Regions from separate parts of the Homo sapiens genome. Here region 1 is linked to region 2. Evidence: read pairs that join two places in POLR2A ChIA-PET (ENCODE). Cell type or tissue: GM12878. All regions are shown on one strand. Links, peaks and the distances in the headings refer to the core of each region. The heading gives the core; the rest is flanking DNA. Region 1 overlaps NOP58 (NOP58 ribonucleoprotein). Region 2 overlaps KIAA2012.

The links. ChIA-PET counts read pairs that join two places held together with the same protein. Peaks named below come from ENCODE experiments on the same cell type or tissue, not always from the same donor. Only the 100,000 strongest peaks of a DNase experiment are listed, where the experiment ranks them.
Region 1: POLR2A ChIA-PET joins it to region 2 with 12 read pairs; 2 of 35 experiments call an interaction of 5 or more read pairs at or near these places.

The regions. Positions count from the first base shown.
Region 1 is chr2:202,298,653-202,301,548 of GRCh38, forward strand. NOP58 (NOP58 ribonucleoprotein) reads left to right here. Exons shown (of 15, transcript NM_015934.5): 13 at 1,582-1,715. Among named protein-coding and RNA genes, the nearest start is that of SNORD11, 7.0 kb to the left of the region's middle. In GM12878, for the core only: no CTCF peak of the experiment used is centred there; a DNase peak (open chromatin) is centred at 1,299.
Region 2 is chr2:202,077,466-202,080,415 of GRCh38, forward strand. All of the region lies in intron 2 of KIAA2012, which reads left to right. Among named protein-coding and RNA genes, the nearest start is that of KIAA2012, 5.7 kb to the left of the region's middle. In GM12878, for the core only: no CTCF peak of the experiment used is centred there; no DNase peak of the experiment used is centred there.

The sequences.
Region 1 (2,896 bases), core at 274-2,773, 220 kb after region 2:
TTAATCCCTACAGAAACCTATTTTGTAAAAAGTATAAAGACAGAAAACAAGTCTAAAGATGGCTGAGGCATGACAAAGCATTCAAACTTAACTATCAGATTAACAAAAGATTTGTATGTGGAGGGGTATTTGGGTTATTATTTGAGGCAATGCTCAATGCTGGTGAGGTTGTGATGATGCAGGTAGAATGTGGCACAGCTGTTCTAGGAAGCCATTTCACAGTATGTATCAAGATTCTTCAAAATGTTCCTAGTCATTAACCCAATAAATTATACTTTCAGGAGTCATAATCCTTCAAGATTTTTTTTTTTTTTTTTTTTTTTTTTTTGAGACAGTCTGTCTCTGTTGCCAGGCTGGAGTGCAGTGGCACGATTGCGGCTCACTGCAACCTCTGACTCCCCGGTTCAAGTTATGCTCCTGCCTCAGCCTCCCGAGTAGCTAGGATTACAGGCATACACCACCACATCCAGCTAATTTTTGTATTTTTAGTAGAGTCGGGGTTTCATCATGTTGGCCAGGATGGTCTTGATCTCCTGACCTCGTGATCCGCCCGCCTTGGCCTCCCAAAGTGCTGGGATTACAGGCGTGAGCCACAGCACCCGGCCTCCTTCAAGAATTTTAATAGTAAAATCTTATAAGTGGATGAGGAGAGTAATTAATATATAGAACATTACCAATTATAAATACATATTTAAGTATAATTTAGTGTTTTCTGGAAAGAAATCAAATGTGTTTCTGTGGGCATTCACATTTTCTTTTTTGTGAATTTTCCAAGCTTTCTACAATAGCCATACATTCTGCAATATTTATAGTCTATAACTTATTATCTCTAGTTGACAAACATGGTTCTTTGTTTCTTAAATTATAAATGTCTTTAACCTAAAAAAATTAAATAGTCATTCAGCTTACAGGTCTGCTTAAAAAACAGAACATTTTTTAGCTTGTTTTGAACCAATTTTTTTAATGTTCCTGTGCAATTAGTACTTTTTACTTTAAACATATGCACTTAAAGCATCCATTCACATTTTAGGCACTCATTTCAGTATTTTCTTTCTGCTTACATTAGAACAAAAGCAAATGTTGGGTTCTATGGAATCTTTTCCATGTGCATGTATTTGTATCCTTTCTTGTTCTTGTGATCTTGTGATGAAGACTTCTATACTAAGCTTGGTTTAGATTTTTTGTTCTGCTTTTTTTTTTTTTTTTTTCCCCCATTGAGCAGTGTTCTGAAAGTTGGATGGTTCAGTTTTCACTTTCTAGTTAGGTGTGAAGACGTTTTCTCCTTTCATTTCCCCCATGCTGATTGAGTGTTTTCCTGTACCATAGTAACTACATTGATTACTAAATCAGAATTCATTTAGCTCACCACATCTCTTGAATGTGATTGACCTACTTGAAAAATATTAATACCTTTAACTTTTGGAAACTATTAGTCTTCATAAACTACCCCAAAGCCACTAAAATGAAACAACATTGTGTGCTTATGTAAGTATTATCTAATGGCATTTTCTTTATCTCTTGAGAATTATTTCAATTCCAGATACTTGTTAGAGATTTTCTAAAACTTTTTGGGTCTTTCAGTGAAGTGAAGACTTACGATCCTTCTGGTGACTCCACACTTCCAACCTGTTCTAAAAAACGCAAAATAGAACAGGTAGATAAAGAGGATGAAATTACTGAAAAGAAAGCCAAAAAAGCCAAGATTAAAGTTAAAGGTTAGTTTGAATTTTTTTTTTAACACAACTTATACTCACTTCTTTAGAACTGTGGATTTTGTGAGTCTTAAAAGTACATGCCATCCCACTTTATTATAAAACTGCTCATTGAACGCTAATGGTGTTTTAATAATGCCATTATGTTCTCTGGGAATATGATATTGTTAAATTTATCAGACTGCACAGAGGAAATGTGAGAAGTTTAGTCAAATTAGGTATTTTACTAAGAGTTCCAAAACTTCATTTCTCCTACATGAACTATTTGGAGAATTAAGAGAAAAAAGGAACGTGTTTTCTAAATTGGTTGTTGAAAATTTTTTGTTTTATAGTTAAGAATGAATACAGAATTGATGGAACAGTGATTTTCTTCATTGTTTCTCTTACACGGAGCGGACTGGAAGGAATACATACTGGTAGCCTGCCGTCATAGTTACAATATCTAACAGGTGCTCACCAGTTAACTAGGCTGTCTTGTGAAGTTGATAAGCAGGCGCCCCATTATTAGTTACACCTGGGTTTATTGAACACCTACTAGCAAGTCTAGCAGAAGAGTAAAGCATTAACACAATGATTGCTTTAACTTGGTTTCTAAGTAGCTTAGTGGTCAAAAGTATATGATCTACAAATGTGGATAGTATACTTGATAGAGAAAACAAACAATTTATTTAACTTTTATGCTTCTTTTTATTGAAAAGTAAGGAGATCCCTAAACCCACTAGTAGCATTTGAGGCACCAAACTCTGTCCTTTGTATCCTCAATTGTGTATCCAATAAGCTTTTCCAATTTATTTGTCAATTTTTCATCCCACAATTTCCCCCCTCTTTTTTTACCCCCAAGACAGAATCTTGCTCTGTCACCCATGCTGGAGTGCAGTGGCATGATCTTGGCTCACTGCAACCTCCACCTCCCAGGTTCAAGCAATTTTCCTGCCTCAGCCTCTTGAGTAGCTGTGATTACAGGCACGCACCACCACGCCCAGCTAATTTTTTTATTTTTAGTAGAGACAGGGTTTCACCATGTTGGCCAGCCTGGTCTCAAACTCCTGACCTTGTGATCCACCCACTCCGGCCTCCCAAACTGCTGGGATTACAGGCATGAGCCACCACGCCCAGTCCTCTCCCATTTTCTATATGTGACAATTCCAGTTGCTTTGGCCATCAACCTTGACTTTTTTCTCATA
Region 2 (2,950 bases), core at 306-2,805:
GCTATCTTCCTGTGGCATCCATCTTCTAAATTTATAGCTCATATCTGTACAAAACAGAATATGTAGTCTAACTCCACATGAGTAGAGGGAAATGGTGTGAAGAAATTAGAGAAAAGAAAACGTATGGAAGAGTACAGGGCTGGAGTTTAAGATTAACGGACATAGTAGATTAAAAGAGGAGGAGAAGCAACTCAAAAGGGACTTCGAATTAAAGAAAATGAACACACTGGGCTCAGTGCCTCACACCTGTAATCCAGCACTTTGGGAAACAGAGGCAGGAGAATTGCTTGAGCCCAGGAGTTCAAGACCAGCCTGGGCAACATAATGAGACCCTGTTTCTATCAAAATAAAAATAATACAAATTATTTAAAAAGAAAAGAAAAGGAAAGGAACACCTCAGAAGCTTCGGAAAATAGAGTACCATCTGACTATGAAAACAACAGCCTGGCAAGAAACTTTTAAAATCATAATACCCAGTGCCAGGACAGCTATAGGGAAACAGCAGTCTCACATGTTAGGAGCACAAATTCACATGACATTTCTGGAGGGCAATTTGGCAAAAGCCTAAAAGGGGCTGATACCTTTTGATTCAACATTCCACTTTTAGGAGCTGGCCCTAGGACATAATCAGATGTATGTTCAAAGATCTATGCAGAAAAACATTGACTACAGGGTTCTTTATTACTAGGCAAAACACTGAAAACAGTAAATGCCCAGCAATGGAACATTGATCAAATGAACTCTGGTAAATCATGTAATGACCTGGGTCAAGCAATGAAGTCATGTGTTAGTCATGAATAACATGAGAAAATCTGCACAATGTTTTTCTTTTGTTTTGTTTTGAGACAGGGTTTCCTCTGTTACCCAGGCTGGAGTGCAGTGGCACCATCACAGCACACTGCGGCCTCAAACTCCTGGGCTCAAGTGGTCCTCCCATCTCAGCCTCCCCAGTAGCTGAGACTACTGGCTCATGCCACCATGCCGGGCCAATTTTTTGTATTTTTGTAGAGATGGGGTCTAGCTCTGTTGCCCAAGCTGGTCTCGAACTCCTAGGTTCAAGAAATCCACCCACCTTGGCCTCCCAAAGTGCTGGGATTACAGGTGTGAGCCACCATGCCTGGCCTGGAATGTATTTTTTTAAAGCAGATTACAAAAATGTATTCATATAATAAAAATACCAGTGTTCATTAACTTTTTTTGAGTAGTTGTGTTATTTTTGCCACTATTCTAAGTGCTTTCCAAGTATAATTCATTTATGCTTTCTAATAATCCTGGGCATAAGTACTATTATTATCCACTTTAAAGGTGAGGAAATAGAAGCACAGAGAACTCGAGTGACTCACTCAAAGTTATACAGCCAAGTAAATCACTGCACCAGAATGTGAGACTAGGCCACATAGAAAACATCACCTCTCTAATATAAATCTGTTTTTAAAAAAGTGATTATTGACCGGGTGTGGTGGCTCACACCTGTAATCCCAGCACTTTGGGAGGCCAAGGCAGGTAGATCATCTGAGGTCAGGAGTTCGAGACCAGCCTGGCTAACATGGTGAAACCCCGTTTCTACTAAAAATACAAAAAATTAGCTGGGAGTGGTGATGCACGCCTGTAATCCCAGCTACTCAGGAGGCTGATACATTTCTTTTTACCAAATATATTTTTTAAACTACGGGATTTTACAAATAAAATAAAAATCTATAGCTTTGAAAGAGGTAGACAGTTGACCCTGGAAATCAAGGTGAGAGGCTTCGGGGAGGAAAATGGAATGGCAAACAGTGCTGCAAGTTGAGTCCACCAATAACCACACCATCTGTCCATTAGGGTGAGTATTTCTTTGTCCAAATAGGATAGTTCAAGAGTTTAAAACACTACACTCAAAGTCAAAGAGCCAAAGTGAGGATGGAAAAAGGGGTAGAGTAATAGTGCTGCTCACGGAAGGATCTGTTCTTGGCTGGACTGTGAATCAAGAAACCTGCATGACTCAGGCCCCACCCAGACCTGTAAGAATACAGGCTGTCGCAGAAAGGTGCAAGTCAAGGTTTAAAGCATCTCACAACACCTCCAACTCCCTGGATCTGACAGCACACATGTGGCAACCCGTCTGGAGTTTATAGCTCAGCATACATCCACCCTTGAACTTTCTTGATGGCCCAACTCCTTACGGGTAAAGATAAATGTTAAGTCAAGAAATCAGAGGTCAGCATTCTTAGACTTCTGGATACACACAAATATGTCGCTTGGTTGGTTTTTTGTTGTTGTTGTTTTTTAACAGAAGGAAATCTTGTTTAGCATTTCCAAAGTTGAAACCATTCTTCTTGAGGCCTTTAATTTATTCAGCTTCCCATTATTGAGACATCAAATAGCTATAAAACCTAAGTAATCATAATTTGGGGTGGGATAAATACAAACAATGTGACATTGATTAAATAATGTATTTAAGATAATGTGTTTTAAAATTCAGTTCACAGGGCATTTTACCTGTATAACCTCATTCAATCTGCACAAGCCTAAGAGCTAGGTGCTAGCATTACCTCCGTTTTATAGGAAGGAAGCCTGGGGCTTGACATTAACTAATTTGCTCAAAATTACAAACCTAAGTGGTGAAGCTAGAATTGGAGACCAACAACGGATTCCAAAGCCCCACGTTTAACCCCTAGATGGCTTGATTTTGAAAACTCCACATTCCCCAGAGAAAAAGAAGCATCTCCCCAGCTTTAACAGTATGTTTAAAAAGTGGATCTGAGTCTTTCAACACATCCATTAAGCTAACCCTTTGTAATTCTAGGAAAGCAAATCAGATTTTTATTAAAATTAATTTGGATGATAAGTAGCATTTCTATAATAAGCTATATATATGATCCAATACACTCCTGTTTCTCTAGGTTTTATGTACTTCATTCATTTGTTCCCTTGTATAACGAATAGAATATTTATAACAATGACTGGGGCC